2 separate regions of the Mus musculus genome follow, and region 1 is linked to region 2. Evidence: chromatin loops called from intact Hi-C (ENCODE). Cell type or tissue: heart. All regions are shown on one strand. Links, peaks and the distances in the headings refer to the core of each region. The heading gives the core; the rest is flanking DNA. Region 1 overlaps Slc2a5 (solute carrier family 2 (facilitated glucose transporter), member 5). Region 2 has its middle 18 kb from the start of Car6.

Evidence for each region. Hi-C counts contacts between places; a loop is a spot of excess contacts. Peaks named below come from ENCODE experiments on the same cell type or tissue, not always from the same donor. Only the 100,000 strongest peaks of a DNase experiment are listed, where the experiment ranks them.
Region 1: it touches region 2 in a loop (2.9-fold over the local background); 14 of 42 quality-filtered maps call a loop at or near these places.

Annotation. Positions count from the first base shown.
Region 1 is chr4:150,133,371-150,141,721 of GRCm38, forward strand. Slc2a5 (solute carrier family 2 (facilitated glucose transporter), member 5) reads left to right here. Exons shown (of 14, transcript NM_019741.3): 7 at 2,174-2,326; 8 at 6,051-6,176; 9 at 6,261-6,448; 10 at 6,560-6,670; 11 at 7,389-7,490. Among named protein-coding and RNA genes, the nearest start is that of Slc2a7, 11 kb to the right of the region's middle. In heart, for the core only: a CTCF peak has its summit at 3,538 (motif pointing right); DNase peaks (open chromatin) are centred at 3,531 and 4,871; H3K4me3 peaks cover 788 bases; H3K27ac peaks cover 827 bases; H3K27me3 peaks cover 1,660 bases.
Region 2 is chr4:150,214,842-150,223,192 of GRCm38, forward strand. No RefSeq gene overlaps it. Among named protein-coding and RNA genes, the nearest start is that of Car6, 18 kb to the left of the region's middle. In heart, for the core only: CTCF peaks have their summits at 3,285 (motif pointing right) and 4,871 (motif pointing left); no DNase peak of the experiment used is centred there; H3K4me3 peaks cover 603 bases; H3K27ac peaks cover 791 bases; H3K27me3 peaks cover 521 bases.

The sequences.
Region 1 (8,351 bases), core at 116-8,115, 82 kb before region 2:
ACATGGGCTACATAACAAGACCCCTCCCCCCGAAAATATCCAAAGTAGAGATTGATTCTAGACACGTAAATGTACTTAATCCAGACACGCTTACCAGGATTTTGTACTTGTTCTCATTTTTGTCGTTGCTGTTATTTTTTTTTTACATTTACTTATTGAGTGTGTTTGTGTACGTGAGGGGCACACACCTGCCACAGCTTGTTTCGGAGGTCAGAGGATAACTGGCAGGAGTCAGCTCTCTCCTCCCACAGTGTGGGTCCCCGGGAGGGGGGCGGGATGAAAGTCAGGTTGTTGGGTTTTGTATTAAGAGCCTTTACACGTGGACCCTCTTTCTTTCCTGGCTCTCTCTCTCTCTCTCTCTCTCTCTCTCTCTCTCTCTCTCACTCTCTCTCTGTCTCCTTGTCTCTTTCTGTCTCTCTCTCTGTCTCTCTGTCTCTCTCTCTGTCCCTCTGTCTCTGTCTCTCTCTCAGCTAAACCACAAGCGTCCTTTTGTACTGGGGATGGAACCCAAAGCCCTGTGCACACTAGACACGCACTCTTCTCACCTCCCAGTGCCCCACCTATACTTTTTTTATATTTATTTTATTATTGAACTGGGGGAGGGGGCAGTTTGGGGGAGGTGTGTGCAGATGAGTGCAGGTGCCTGCAGAGAAGAGAAAGGCGGATGCAGTGGCTGGAGTTACAGGTGTTATGCACCTCCTGATGAGGGCGCTGGCAACGGAACTCCGGACCTCTGCAAGGGCAGCCAGTTCTCTTAACTGCTGAGCCACCTCTCTGGCCCTTGCATTTTTGTTTCTCGGGTTTTTTTTATATTTAGTTGTTTATCTCGTGGGGTGAAGCAATGTGCATCCCCCTCTTCTTCCGCCATGTGCATCCTGCAAACTGAACCCAGATCATGAGAGCTGGCAGCTGGTGCCTTTACCCACTGAGCCATCCCACCAGCCCCCAGTTTGTCTATTCCTAAAAGAGTCATATTTTGACATGATGGGAAATTTTACAAGATTACATAGCGGGCCGGGGGGGGGGGCGCTGGAGAGATGGCTCAGTTCAGTTTCTAGTACCCAGGTCGGGCAGCTCACAACCACCTGCCTATAAAATTCAGCTCCCAGGGAATCTGACATGTCTGTAAACACACCCACAAAACACACATGCCAAATCACATCACTAAAACAATAAATCTTTTTAAAACAGATTAAATAGTGGAGTTCAGAGTAGCCTCAGCATACATAAATCCCAGCAATGCATATATACAATATATATTAAAATTTGATATTTTTTACATTTTAAGCTTTTCTTCTGAGTTAATTGCCAATCAAAGCTTTTCTAAGACAGGGCACCCCTTTGTACCCTAGGCTGGCCTGGGTCTAACCTTCTGCCTGCTATGTGTGTTAGCTGCCTAAGGCAGGAGTTTATTGCCATGTGCTGTCCCCAGAAAGTAAGCCAGTGGGCAGGGCTATTGTGCCTTTCCATGACTGATTCTTTTCTCTCTGAGGGGAAGGAGAGGGGCGTGTCTAATCCTCTTCCCTCTATGACCTGGGCCAGTCAGGAGCAAGGATGTAGGGTCTGGCTGGGCTGCATCCCCAGGTAACACAGTCAAGAAGCGAATACTCCTGTCAGGAGCTTCGCCCATGTGATTTCTTTCCTTGATGTTTAAGGAACTAAGAAATAGAAGAGGTACTTACAAGGGCCGTTCATTCATTCATTCATTCATTCATTCATTCATTCATTCACTGTGTTACAGGAGGGTGTGTGTGAGAGGCAGGGTGAACAGGTGTGCACTTGTATGTGGAGGCCAGAGGTCCACCTCTCGGGGGTGCTTTTAGGAGCTCTCCCACAGTACTTACCAACGGAATTATCCCCATTTTAAGGGCTTGGTGGGGAGCAGGCTAGATAGTTCACCTGGCAAGGTACATTGAGTCTTCGAAGACACAGTTGGTTTCTACCAGACATTTTCTGTGTTCTTTATTTTATTTTATTTTATTTTAAAGATTTATTTATTATGCATACAGTATCCTGTCTGCATGTATGCCTGCACACCAGAAGAGGGCACCAGATCTCACTATAGATTGTTGTGAGTCACCTCGGGCCCTCTGGAAGAGCAACCAGTGCTTTTAACCTCTGAGTCAGCCCTCCAGCCTTCCTGGTTGTATTCTTACTGTGACTCTCCTTCCAGGTATCTCTTCCAACGTGGTCCCTATGTACTTAGGGGAGCTGGCCCCGAAAAACCTACGAGGGGCTCTGGGAGTGGTCCCGCAACTCTTCATCACTGTCGGCATCCTTGTGGCCCAGCTGTTTGGCCTTCGGAGTCTCTTGGCAAATGAGGATGGTGAGAAGAGGCCCCAGCCCCCAGCCCCCTCTCCCCAAAGCTGCTACCTAGCACCATTACTGGAAGCTTCTGCCCTCTGACTTCCCTGTTATGTCCAGTGGAGACTGTCCTTTGTCCACTCGGCTGTTCTGGAGCTAGCCACACGGGTTTTGCCTGAACAAGCATGCGGTGACAGCTCCTTCTAGAAGACAGCAAGGCTTCTCAACTTAACAGGAAGGGTCTGTTTCCCCTGAGCTGCTAAGTGACTGTCCGCACTCTCAGACGTGGCATCATTGCCTCCTCTTTCTCAGTCTCAGGACACTTTACCCCACCCCACCACCCCACCCCCACCTCCACCCCCGTGTTGAGATAAGGTCTCATTTAAGCCAGGCTGGCCTCAAACTCATGTGGTAGTCAGAGTGTCCTTGAACAGATGATCCTCCTGCCGCCACCAACAAGCCCTGAGATTACAGGCAGGCAAGACCGCCGATGTTTTATGCAGTGCTGGAGATCTGTGCAGATGCTAGGCAAACCCTCTCCCAACTGGGCCCAGCCCTGCCCCCATCACTTCTCTTTTATTTCCTTCCTCCCTGTCTTTCTTTTTGAGCCTTAAGCCTCTGGAAGGGAGGCCGGCTGCAATGCTCATGCCTGCCGTGGCCTGGGCGCCATGTCTTCTGTAATAGCGCATCTGTTTCTCTCAGCGGCCTCAGGAGGTCATGTACTTTAAACATACCCACTTTACAGATACAGAACCCGAAACTCAGCAGATTGAAACATGTGCAAAGTCCTGTTAAGATTCAGACCCTGTAGCCTGAGCCTGGCTGGCTCTGTGTCGAGTTGCCATGCTCCCCTGTCTTCTTGTCCCTACACGTGTCCAGGACCCCTCCATCAAGGTGCTACATTATCCCTAGGAGCTGGGACCTAAAATCAATGGACTGGGGTTGAGTCTCAGGGAGCCCCAGGCAACAGGAGCAGACTCTCTGCTACATCGCCCTGTGCAGGAGGGCAGGAGCGGTTCTGTCCTGAAGAGAACATTCTAGGCCTGGGCAGAGGAGACAAAAATGTCGAAATCCTTTGAGCCTTTAGGGAACTGAAAGGGATGGCAATGTTAGACCTCCACCCTTGTCTGTGACTTTCCTGCAGTGCAAGGCTGCAGTTTAACCGTGCCCATTTTAGAGCCCTCAGTGTGAGCCCTGGCTTAGGACAGCTGCTCCGCTATAACAGAGCTGGCCAGCAGGTGGCGCAGTGAGAGGAGGCGCAAGAAGAAGGCACCCGCGATTAAGGCTGCACAGTGGTCAGGGTTGAGAAGTGGGATCTGAGTTAGTGTCTGGTGACCATTGGTGCCTTGGTGAGGAGAGCTACAGTGTAGGGGGCTAGACGGAGGGGCCCAGGGGCTGGTGACCGTGACTCGAATGGGAGACAGCAGTACTTGTCACAGACAGGGCACGGGAGATAGGCACAGGGTCCCACGATGATCTAGGGCCCAGTTCTGATCAAGGGGCAGCAGGAGGTGGAAGGACATTGCTCCAGCCTAGAAAGTGGTGGTTCATCCAGGAGCCAAACTTGACGTTGGGTGATACTCATATTCTAGGTGAAATTAGGTCATTTTTTTTTTGGCCAGGAGGAGTGGATTATGAGATGGAGTGAAAGTTCAGAGGTTCACGTGTATCTCGAGGAAGATTCCAGCTAAATGAGGGTATCCCTGGCCTGTCTCTTTTTTACTGAATCAACTACAAAAGACCAGGGAAGTTGGACATAGTGGTGCATGGCTGTAATCCTGGGGCTCAGAAGGTAAAGGAAAGAGACTGAGGGACGTAGAGTCAGCCTGAGACACACAGTAGGTCTGAGGCCAGCCTGAGTTACATTCTATTTTCTTAAAAAAAAAAAAAAAAAAAAAAAAAAGCCAAGATGGTTCAGTATGTTGTTGCCAAATCGGATGATCTGAGGACCCACACGGTAGAGAGGAAAGTGATGTCACAAGTTGTCTCTGCTCGGTGCATGATCTCTGTGGTACTCCTTTCCCTCCCCATCCCCCTCCCCCTCCCCCTCACCCCTCCCCCCTCCCCATCTCCTTCCCTCTCTCTTTCTTCCTCTCTTTCTCTTTCTCCCTCCCTCCCTTTCTCTCTCCCCTCCCTCCTCTCTCTTTTCTTTCTCCCTCTTTTACACACACATATATCATAAAATAAATAGGTAAATTAATACAAATGTAAAAACTCAAAACCCGAACTGCATGTACTCTGGCCATCATGGTGTACGTACATCAGAAATCCCAGCCCTCAGGAGACCGAGACAGGAAGACCAAGCTCTGGGCCAGCCTGGACTACATGAGACCTATATCTTATTCAACAGCTGTCAGGTGATTATAACCTCCTTAAATTGGATGGGCAAGGTCAACCATGTAATCACAAGCACGATTCAGCCTGTGTGCATACAGTTTTGCTCCCAAAGGACTAAATGCTCTCAGCAAGGGGCCCAGACTCTGCCTGTGTAAAATGGGGCTGGACTGGATCCACCCCCTAAGAGGGTGTGAGCTCCTTTGTGATTGGCTGGTTGGTGGCTGGCACACACACATGCCTATGACGTCACTGGCCCTGAGCACAGGAGAAAAGGCAAGAGAGCCAGAGATGACTCAAGCAGGGGGCAGAACTGCTCATTTGTCTTGGTAGGCACTTATTCCATTTTTTTATGCAAATGGGCGTTTTGCCTACATGTCTGTCTGTCTGTGCACCACGTGGATGCCTGGTGCCTGTCGAGTCCGGAAGAGGCCATGAAATTCCCTTAGAAGGTGGCCGTGAGCCACTGTCCGAGTGCTAGAAACTGCATCCAGATTCATAGCCGCTGCAAGAGCAGCAAATGCCCTTAGCCTCTGAGCCATCCACCCAGCTCGATCTATAGCTATTTTTATTGTGAACACATCACGCTTGATTCCCAGTAAACATGAAGAAAGACAAAGAAACCAGATGCTCCGAGACCACTCCCCAGGTCAAGAGAGAGCTGCATGTGAACCCCTCAGCAGCCCCTCCCTTCCCCGAGGGCAATCCCTGTGCTGACCTGAACCCCCGTCATCGTCTTGCTTTGGGTTCAGGCTCATCACCATTGGAGATGGTAGGGTGGATTTTTCACCAGCTTTTGAAACTGATGTAAGGGCATTCACTAGATATTGAGTGTTTACACTCCATATCACGCTGGACAGATCTGTCCAAGCCATCGCTGATTGCCTCGGTATTCAGTTACATCCTAGGGTCACGGGATGACTACTGTGTCCTCTCTGTGGAATATAATGGACGTTTGCGTTACCGTTGCTCTTGTTTCTGAGTTTATCAGCACTGCTCGGACCACTCCAGTTTAGGTGTCCTTGTGACCCACACAAGCGTCTCTGGACATATATATACCTGGGGTGGGATGACAGGGTCGGTCTCAGCATGCTCCAGCCGGCTGGTCTCTAAAGGACAACGTGGGTCTGTATAATGGCACACGGAGACCTGCCATTTGCCCATGTCCGTGCCCACATTTGGCACTACCAGATGTTCTTGTTTGCCCAGCACCTCGGTGTGCCATGGTTAGTCATGCCTCAGCTACTGTGTAAATAGCCACCAGACGTCCACGGAAATAGTCACACTTAGTCCCCACAGAGCCCTCATTCCCCCCCTCCGGGCGATGGCTCAGAGTGCCTGCCACCGTTCAGAGTGGAGAAAAAGGTCTCTACTTCTTCCGTGCTTCTGTGACCTTAAGCCCTTGCTTGCAGGCTGGCCAGTTCTCCTGGGTCTAACTGGAGTCCCCGCAGGCCTTCAGCTCCTCCTCCTCCCGTTCTTTCCCGAGAGCCCCCGCTACCTGCTGATCCAGAAGAAAGATGAAGCAGCTGCTGAGAGAGGTGAGGTCTGTGGCGGTTCCCTCCTGACCCAGGGCCCCGGAGCTCTTCGCCTCTGAGCTCATGCCCTCTGCTCGTCTCGCTCAGCCCTCCAGACCCTCCGAGGCTGGAAAGACGTGCACCTAGAGATGGAGGAGATCCGGAAGGAGGATGAGGCTGAGAAGGCGGCGGGCTTCATCTCTGTGTGGAAGTTGTTCACTATGCAGTCTCTCCGTTGGCAACTCATCTCCATGATTGTCCTCATGGCTGGCCAGCAGCTGTCGGGAGTGAACGCGGTACGGGCATCCTGTGAGCTTGGGGTGCTGACGAAGAGGGGTTGGGGTGTGGTGGGCCACTGGCCATCCTATGCCCGAGGGCCTCTGCCAACCCCCATGCTTCTCTTCCAGATCTACTACTACGCCGATCAGATCTACCTCAGCGCAGGCGTGAAAAGCGACGACGTCCAGTATGTGACAGCCGGGACTGGGGCCGTCAATGTGTTCATGACCATCCTCACGGTGGGTGTCTGCCAGGCGACGGTCCCTTAAGCCACCAAGAGTGGAGGGATATCTGAGGAGTGTGAAAGCTCCCAGCTTGGACAGAGCTGGGCTTTTGGACTGCAACATGCCCCCTGGGCTCTGACGCCCCAGCCTCAAAGCTCTGCTGTAAGCATATCCCTGACTCTAGTGTGTGTGTGTGTGGGGGGGCAGCCATGGGCCCCTAACACGGAGCCCACAGTGTGCCCTAACCTCTTCTATCTGGGGCTGCTGAGCATGGCAGCGTGGCAGAAGTGCAGGGTCTCTGCACAGGCCCTGCCGGGAGCTCATGACTCGCTGTTTAGTGAGATTTGGCCCCTGGGCAGAGGAGCCAGTCAGGCCTCCATGTGGACAGAATCTCTCATTGACTCCAGTACCTGGCTTCTTTGCAGGAGGCCAGAAGCTTCGAACCACAGGACTGTGGCTCTTGATGTGAGGGCTCATTTAAGAGTGGGCAGCTGGGGCCTAGGAACCCAGCCAGACCTCCAGGGACCAGCCACTGACACATGCCTCTGTGTTTTCGCATACAATTATTTACACACCGGTGGCTGGGCACACACTCCTCCTGGCCTCTCCAAAGTTGGTTGAGGGCGAGTGAGGGCTATTCCTGAGACAGCAGCCTCTGGCGGGGGTACTCTGTCCCACAAGAACACTGGGCACGGGGTCTAGAAGCTCACAGTCTTCCTTCCCACACCTCCAGATCTTTGTGGTAGAGCTTTGGGGACGGCGATTCCTACTCCTCGTCGGCTTCTCCACCTGCCTCATAGCCTGCTTAGTGCTGACGGCCGCACTGGCGCTGCAGGTAAGGAGCGCTGTGCTGATGATCCATGTAAAGGGACCTCGGAGAAGGTGGCATCACATCAAGAAATGAGACGGGAGAGAGACCCTCTCGGGGTTCTTTAAACAAAGAGTGAGGCCACGTTGGAGTTCTCCTTATCTCACCTGTGCCCCCAACCTGTCTGCAGTTTATGGCCTGTGCTGTGTGTGTTTCTGATGCCTGTCTCTAACAAAGGGCTTTGTTCTGTGTTGATTGTCTTTATTGAAATACTATGAGATTGAGCTGGAATGAGGGATACTTTTTCTTTTTTTGAGACAGGGTCTCTCTATGTAGTCCTGGCTGCCCTGGAACTCACTATGTAGACCAGGCTGGCCTCAAACTATTTTTACAGAAAATTTTAACAGAGTTTTTTTTTTTTTAATTTATTTATTATTATATGTAAGCACACTGTAGCTGTCTTCAGATACACCAGAAGAGGGAGTCAGATCTTGTTACAGATGGTTGTGAGCCACCATGTGGTTGCTGGGATTTGAACTCTGGACCTTCGGAAGAGCTCTTACACACTGAGCCATCTCACCAGCCCAATTTAACAGAGTTTTACAAGGGAAGACGTTATATACTGACCCCAACTGGGCTAGAATAGCATCAAAAATCACACACAGGTGCTATCCACCTAAATCCACACGTTACTCCCAACACATGTAGGATATTTGTTGTTCAGGTTTGCTTTTAGCCTTTTGGCTATTTTCAGCAAATGATTACCACAACATACACACACATATACATACATGCGTGCGAGCATACATGCATGAACACACATGCACACATGTACAAATGCGAGGATAAAGCAGTGCATTAAGCTTAGGTTTTAAGAGCTGATTTCAT
Region 2 (8,351 bases), core at 186-8,185:
CTGTAGACCAGTCTGGCCTCCAGTTCACAGAGGTCCACCTGCCTCTGCCTCCCTGTCACTGGGATTAAAGGTGTGAGCCACTACTGCCCAGCTTTCTTTTATGTTTTTAGGATTTATTTATTATTATTTTATTTGTATGTCTGTGTGAATGTCTGCTACGGGGTACAGATGCCTAAGGAGGCCAGGAGAGTGTGTTGGATTCCTCGGAGCTGGAGTCACAGCTTGTCACAGAGTGTCCCAACATGGATGCTGGCAAGGGTCTTCTGCAAGAGCAAATGCTTTTAACCACCTCGCCATCTTACCAGCTCTTGTCTTATCTTTCTTTCTTTCTCTCTTTCTTTCACTTATTTATTTTTATTTTATGTGCATTGGTGTTTTGCTTGCATGTATGTCTGGGTGAGGGTGTCAAATCCCCTGGAACTGGAGGTACACACAGTTGTGAGCTATCATGTGGGTGCTGGGAATTGAACCTGGGTCCTCTGGAAGAGCAGCCAGTACTCTTAACCATTGAGACATCTCTCCAGCCCCTTGTTTTATGGTTTTTTTTTTTAAGGCAGGATATAATAAAAAAGTATGCATTTCATATTACCCTTTATTCAATCTTATTCAATATATTGTATTGAGCTGGCCTCACACTCACTGTTGTAGAATATGCTGTCCCAGCATAAATAACAGACACTGCCATGTTCTGTGACTACAAAATGTGACACAGTCAAGACTGGACCTGCTGGGCACTGGAGAGATGGCTCAGTGCTTCAGAGCAGCACCTGCTGTTATTGCTGAGAACCTAGGTTTGGTTCCCAGAACCCATATGGTAGCTCACAAACATCTGGATCTCCACCCATTTCCTGGGGATCCAACACCCACTTCTGGCCTCCACAGGCATTACACAAACACACACACACAGTCCAATATATACATTCAGGCAAAATGCTCATACACATAAGTAAATCATATATATATATATATATATATATATCCTGTTAACATTCCTTCATGGAAGAATAGGTGGGGGTCTTAGATCTCCATCTGAGAGTCCAACCACTCTATCCTCTATACATCCCCTGCCCTCATGCAGCTGTGTGTAACTCTGTCTACCTGACCTGGCCACGTGATGTCAGGAGTTGATGTAGGGTGAACTGAAGGGAGGCTCCATCTCTGCAGCTACAGGAGCATTTTCCTCCAGGCTGGGGTGAGACCATCCAGTGATGGGGCTGTTTCAGACGTCATTCACACTCCTCCAAGCAACCGCTCCCCCACGCCCTGTGAGTCAGCCCAATGCCTCATTGGTTCACAAAGTTGAACTTCTGAGAAATTCTTTGGTTTGTCAATATCCTATCTGGGGGAGGAGTGGACATTTGTTTGACCCTCACTTGGCACATGGCCAGGATCCCTTTAGAACCCCCACTTTTCTGCTTCTATCTCCTGAGTGCCAGAATTATACCTGACTTCTGTGGCGCTGCGGACCAAACACCAGGCCTCACTGCATGGTAAGCAAACAGTCCACCAACTCAATTACACCCCAACTCTTGCTTTCTTTGTGGTTTGTGATAGAGAGTCTCACTCCGTAGCCCAGGCTGACCTCAATCTCTCTGTTTTTCTTATTTGAACAGTTCCTTTCATGCGTGTGCGTCTGACTGGTCAGCTTGTGGAAATGAATGCAGAGATGAGGGAGATGAAGGAGCCCATTCAGAGGAATTAATTTGCTTGAAGATTCCTGTTGACATTTGCTTAGCCTGAACGGCAGCATGGCGAGCAGAGCGGCTTGTCCCAAATCTTTGGAATGACCTCTGTCATAGCATTATGCTTGAAAAAAATCACCTCTAGCCTAAAATGAAACTGGACGGCCATTGTGAGTTAATTAAGCTGAAGAGGCCCTCCAAATGAGGCCTGTTCAGACCTTCCAGGTCACTAAGTGTTCATGTTTTCTTTTCTTTGAAAGGAAAATGTAATGAGGGGAAATATTGGGAGCAGTGTACAGTAAAGTATCCCCGATTTGGCATCTGACAGAGAATGGGGGCCACTTGTAGTAAACGAAAATTCCAGAAAATTTGAACTGACCCCAGGAAGCTCCCATTAGAAATACATTAAAAGTTTCAGACGAAGCTCCTCATCTCACACACACACACACACACACACACACACACAGAGAGAGAGAGAGAGAGAGAGAGAGAGAGAGAGAGAGAGAGAGAGAAAGACAGGGTCTCATTATGGAGCCCTGACTATCCTGGAACTCACTCTGTAGACTAGGCTGGCCTTGAACTCATAGTGATCCTCCTGCCTCTGACTCCAGAGTGCTGAGTGTTAAAACCACCATGCCTGGTTTCAGAAAAAAAGGCTTCCTAAAACAGCGTGTTGTGGTTCTCTGCCCTTCCTGTCTCCTCTGTGTGCCTGTGTGTGTGTGTGTGTGTGTGTGTGTGTGTGTGTGTGTGTGTGTTCATGAATACTCTCACATACCCACATTTGTAGGCCAGAGGTCAATGTTGGGTGTCTTCCTCAATTCCTCTCCTCCTTAGATTTTGGACAATTTCTCAGTGAACCTAGGGCGAGCCTAGTCTGGCTGGCCAGAAAGGCCCAGGCATCCTCTTATCTCTGCACGCTCAGCCCTAGGGTTACAGAGTCATTGAGGTTTTTTACCTCGGAGCTGAGGCTCCCGTCTACTAACAGGCCATCCCCAGTCCCCCAGCCTTCTAAACAGAGAAACACAATAAGGAAGGCTATCTGCTGTGCACCACATGAGCCCCACTGCAGTTCTGAGAGCTTGAGGAGAGGGTGGCACACCCCGCAGTGCCTCCCAAAACTGCCAGTGTCACTTCCATTGAGTCAGTCCACTTCCCAGAAGCAGCCAGCTGCCCCAAATCAGGAATGCAGGACCACTCTGGGGTGATTACAGCCCCTATTCGAGACTAGATGAAAACCTGCTGCTGATAGCCTCATGCCAAAAGCAGGTGGCTTTTTAATTATCACCTGGAGGGCTGAGAATAGTTTCCCAGTGATGGAGTGGGAAGTGTTCAAGACTGAGGGGCCAGCCAGGTGGGGGTGGCACACGCCTTTAATCCCAGCACTCGGGAGGCAGAGGCAGGTGGATTTCTGAGTTCGAGGCCAGCCTGGTCTACAGAGTGAGTTCCAGGACAGCCAGGGCTACACAGAGAAACCCTGTCTCAGGAGAAAAAAAAAAAAAAAAGGCATGCACCACCACATCTGTCTTTTACTTACTTACTTAAAGACTTATTTATTTATTATGTATAATGCAGTCTTCTGCATGTATGCCTGAAGACCAGAAGAGGGCACCAGATCTCCTTACAGATGCTTGTGAGCCACCATGTGGATGCTGGGAATTGAATTCAGGACCTCTAGAAGATCACTCAGTGCTCTTAACCTCTTAATCTCTCTACAGCCCTAATTTTATTTTATTTTTTTTAAGACAGGATTTCATGTGTCCCTGGCTGGTCTTGAACTCACAGAGATGCACCTGACTCTGTTTACCCAGTTCTAGGATTAAAGGCTTGGACCACTAAGCCCAGCCAACAACTTTCATTTTTGAAATGAAATGTAGGCACGTGTTGGCGTACACCTATGGTACCAGTGACCCAGGAGGTATGATCGAGCCCAACCTGGGTAACCCAGGGAAATTCTCTTCTCAATAAAAAGCAAGTCAGATGTGGTGCATACTGGAGGCAGAGCCAGAGGATCAGAGGATTTTGAGTTCAAGGCCAGCCTGGTCTACGTAACAGAGCTCTGGGTTGGGTTTGTTTTCATTTGGGGTTGGAGATTTTGTCTTTTTGGGTTTTTGGGGGGGTTTTTTGTTTGTTTGTTTTTTGTTATTGTTGTTGTTGTTTTTCGAGTCAGGGTTTCTCTGTGTAGCCCTGGCTGTCCTAGAACTCACTCTGTAGACCAGGATGGCCTCAAACTCAGAAATTCGCCTGCCTCTGCCTCCCAAGTGCTGGGATTAAAGGCGTGTGCCACCACTGCCTAACTGAGTTTGTCTTTTAAAAAAGATTGTCTTTTAGTTTTATGAGTATGGATATTTTGCCTGCATATATATAATATGCATATGTGTGTGTGTGTGTGTGTGTGTGTGTGTGCACCATGCCATGTGAATGCCGGGTGCCATGGGTCCCCATGTAACCAAAGTTACAGACAGTTGTGAACCTCCATGTGGGCGTTGGTACTCAAGCCCAGGTCCTGCTCCCAAGCACTGAGCCATTTCTCTGTCACCTGATTTTGCCTTCTGAGGCAGGGCCTCATGTACCTCGGGCTGGCCTCAGATTCCCTGTGTAGCCAAAGGTGAGTGTGAACTTCTCATCGTCCCACCTCAACGTCTTCACATCGATTACAATACCAAGCCTGGTGGAGGTGGTTCTGGGATCAAACCCAAGGCTTCCTGCATGCCAGTGAAGCACTCTCCTAACTGAGCTACACTCCCAAGCCCAAGACTGTTGTTTAAGAAAGAAAAGAGAGGAAGGAAGGAAGAAGGAAGGAAGGAAGGAAGGAAGGAAGGGCAAGCCGAGCCGGGTGCTACATTCTTATAATTCCAGCACTTTGGAGGTTGAAGCAGGAGAATCAGGAATTCAATCCTTGGCTAAACATTGTCTTTATATATTTAATTGATATTTAAAAGGTTCCCAAGAAGGCCTGGGGAGGTACGTAGCTCATTAGCAGAGCACTTGCTGAGCGTGTGTGGGAAGGCCTTGGGTTCCATGTAGAGCATGAAAATATTTTTTTTCTCTTTTAATTTTGAGAGGGCTGGAGAGATGGCTTAGCCGTTAAGAGCACTTGCTATTCTTCCAGAAAATCAGAGTTCAATTCTTAGCAGTCATATGGTGGCTCTCAAGTGTCTATAACTCCCATTTTAAAGGGATCTGATGCCCTCTGCTGGCCACTGCAGGCACCAGGCATACAAACAAACAAAAAATACACACACCAAGCAAAATAAAATAAATACCCATACACACCAAGCAAAATAAAATAAATACCCATACACACCAAGCAAAATAAAATAAAAATTATTTTAAGTTTGTTTTGTTTTGTTTGAAACAGGCTCTTTCTACGTGAAATCTGGAGTATGGCCTCCAACTATGAGACCCGCCTGCCTCCCTCTGCCTCCCTGCCCCCCAACTGCTGGGATTTAAAGACCTGAATGACCACACCCAACAAGATTTATTTTATTTTTAGCAATGTGTGTGTATATGGGTCTTGTGTAGGCATATGCACCGGTGTACGGGTGCCCTCAGGGCCCAGTAGATGGTACTGGATCTCCACGAGCTGGAGTCCCGGTGGTTGTGAGACACAAAGCATGAGTCCTAGCAACTGAACTTGGGTCTTCTGAAAGAGCAGCATGTACTCCTAACCACTGAGCCATCTCTTAAGCCTCTAAAGACACTTTCTCTTTCAATTTTTTAAATATTAATTTATTTTATGTTTATGGGTGTTTTGCCTGCACGTATGTCTTTGCCCCACCTGAATTTAGTAGCCACAGAGTCCAGAAGAGGGTGTCACGTTCCCTGGAACTTAGATTTACAGTCATGATCTGCCAGTGTTCTCAACCACTGAGACACCCCAAAAGAAAAGGTATTTCAGACCCATCTTACAGATGAACAAAATGAGGCTCAGAGGTATTGACCTCCTCAAGCAAGTCAGAAGTAGCAACGCTACAGGCAGGTAAAGCAGGCTCCCCAAGCTCTCCTGCTTGGAGATGCCCCTCCTCGATATCCTGAATGCTCACAGCTGTCCTCTCCCTGGAAGCTGCCTAACTGATACTTACTGATGCCTGGATGTGCAGATTCAGCCTCCTGCCTCAGTTTCTCCTTCAGCCCAGCCTTGCCTTCACCACTGACTTGAGTGTCTTTCCTAAGGGACAGTCTGTTCACAGGATCCAGGACAGCCAACTCGCTTGCCTATAAACTCCTCCCTCCACTAGCAGGGAGTGGCTCCAGGGGGAGGAGCATTCTCCAGCGGGACCTGGGCAGGCGCTTCCCGCGTGTACAGCACTCTCATACCACATGTTTGCCAAATGCTGAGTGACCTCTGCCCTGCTGACCACACAGCCTTTAGAAGCTCAGACGTCACTACCTGGGAAAGCGCAGTGGTGAGTGAGCTGCCTACCTTTTGATAAAAACGCGCGCTTGCATGCGCACACATACATACAGTCGCGCACGCACGCACAGAGCAATCAGTAAGAATAACGTCTCCATGACATTTGAGGAGCTCCAAAGTTACAGATCGTTAGTTTTCGGTTGTTTCCTTCATCAGAGTCTCCCTATTTATCTCAGAACGGCCTCAAAAGCACCATCCTCCTGCCTCACTGTTGTTGGAGTTACAAGTCTGCAACACCAAGGCCCTCTGAGAAGGTCAAGGGTCTTCCAGAAAATTTCATCACACAAGGACTTTGGAACACTTTCAGTCTGCCCAGCCTCAGCAACTGAGTCTTTCTGGGAACCAAGTCTTCCTCAGGCTCCCTCCCAGTGCCTAGCTGTCCCGGATCCACTCGGGTCCCCTGTGCAGCCACTGTCAGCCACCCAGAGCGTGAGCTTGCCTTGAGTTGCCGTGGAGGCTGATTACAGAGGTACCCCAGGGTGTATTGCTGCCTACCTGGCAGCCTGAGGCGTTATTAGCTGAACACTCACTTACTAAGCTTGAACCTTACCCTGCACAGCCTGTGGCCGCCTGACCTCTGGCTCCCAGATCCTTCTGGGCAAACACCTCACAGCCCTTTCTGCCTAGTCAAGGACCTTTGGGGAATATGTCCTAGCTAGTGTTTAACAATCCCTGGGGAGACAAGACAGAAAGAGGCTGAAGATGGTGGCCCACGGGGGGGAGGGAAAGTGGATTTGGGGCATCTCCAGAGTCAGGGTCTTTTCTGCATACCCAGGGAACAAATCCTACCTCGTGACAAATTATTTTCAATAAACAAGGGTCCTCCCCAACTCCCCTTGGCTTGCAACTCCGGATCCTGAGGATCAGAGGGAGCAAGGAGGAAACCTTGGTTGGACCTCACCACTGGCTTCTCCAAGCGCCATTCTGATCTTTCTCTCCCCAAAGTTCCCAGCTCAAAGCTGCCCCAGGAGGCAAATCTTCCCTCACATGTCTCCCACACACTATTTATTTATTTATTTATTTATTTATTTGACTTTTAGAGACAGGATGTTCTGTGTAACATAGCCCTGGCTGTGCTGGACTCGCTTTGTAGACCAGGCTGGCCTTGAACTCACAAAGATCCACCTGCCTCTGTCTCCCGAGTGCTAGGATTAAAGGAGTGCACCATCGTTTATTTTTAATAAAAGGATTTATTCACCAAATGCATTTTACTTATATGGATGGTGCCTAATGCCTGCAGAATCCAGAAGACGTCATCAGACCCCACCCCTGGCAATGGAGCTATCGAAAGTTGTGAGCTGTCATGTACCAGATAGCTATCTCTCCAGGCCTTATTCCCAGTTTATTATATCTGACCCTGATTCTGGCCACAGGCAAAACTGTGTAGATGTCAAAAATTACATAGTACAGAGCTGGTATGTAGCTACCTGCTGTCAATAGTCACAAAGGCCATGCAGATGCTTGTAAGACACCCTGTGGGTTCTGGGTGCTGATCCTAGTCCTCTACAGGAGTGACCATGGAAATCTTTCCAGCCCGGATTTATTTTACTTTTAGTTACATATATGTGTGTGTGTGCTCTAGTTACATATATATGTGTGTGTGAGGGGGGGTGCTCTGTGTGTGGGGATGTGTGTGCTGTGTGTGGACAGGTGCCCATAAAAATCTCTCTGGACCTGGAGTTACAAGCAGTTGTGAGCTGCCCAGTGTGGGTGCTGAGAACCAAACTTGGATTCTCTGTAAGATCAGTGAACACCACTGAGCCATTTCTCCAGTGTGCACTATTTTTTTTAAAGATTTATTGATTTTATTTATGAGTACATTGCAGCTGTCTTCAGACACACCAGAAGAGGGCATCAGATCCCATTACAGATGGCTGTGAGCCACCATGTGGTTGCTGGGAATTGAACTCAGGACCTCTGGAAGAGCAGCCAGTGCTCTTAACCTCTGAGCCATCTCTCCAATCCTCCAGTGTGCACTATAAACCACTGAGTCATTTCTCCAGCCCTGAAAACTTTTTATTTTGTTTTTTTTTTAATTTGGTTGGTCTATGCAATTGCAATGGACTATTACATATCAAACACTTCTACAGATTTATTTTCAGTTCCAGAAGTCAAATCCATGGTAGGTAAAAGCTCTTCCACTAAAGCTCGCCTCACTCTCATGAACAGACTATATTGAGATTTGGGGAGCTGGTTAGAACTGTCTCAATTTTCTTTGAATAAAAAATAAATTTGACTGACCTGTCTGCTCTGCC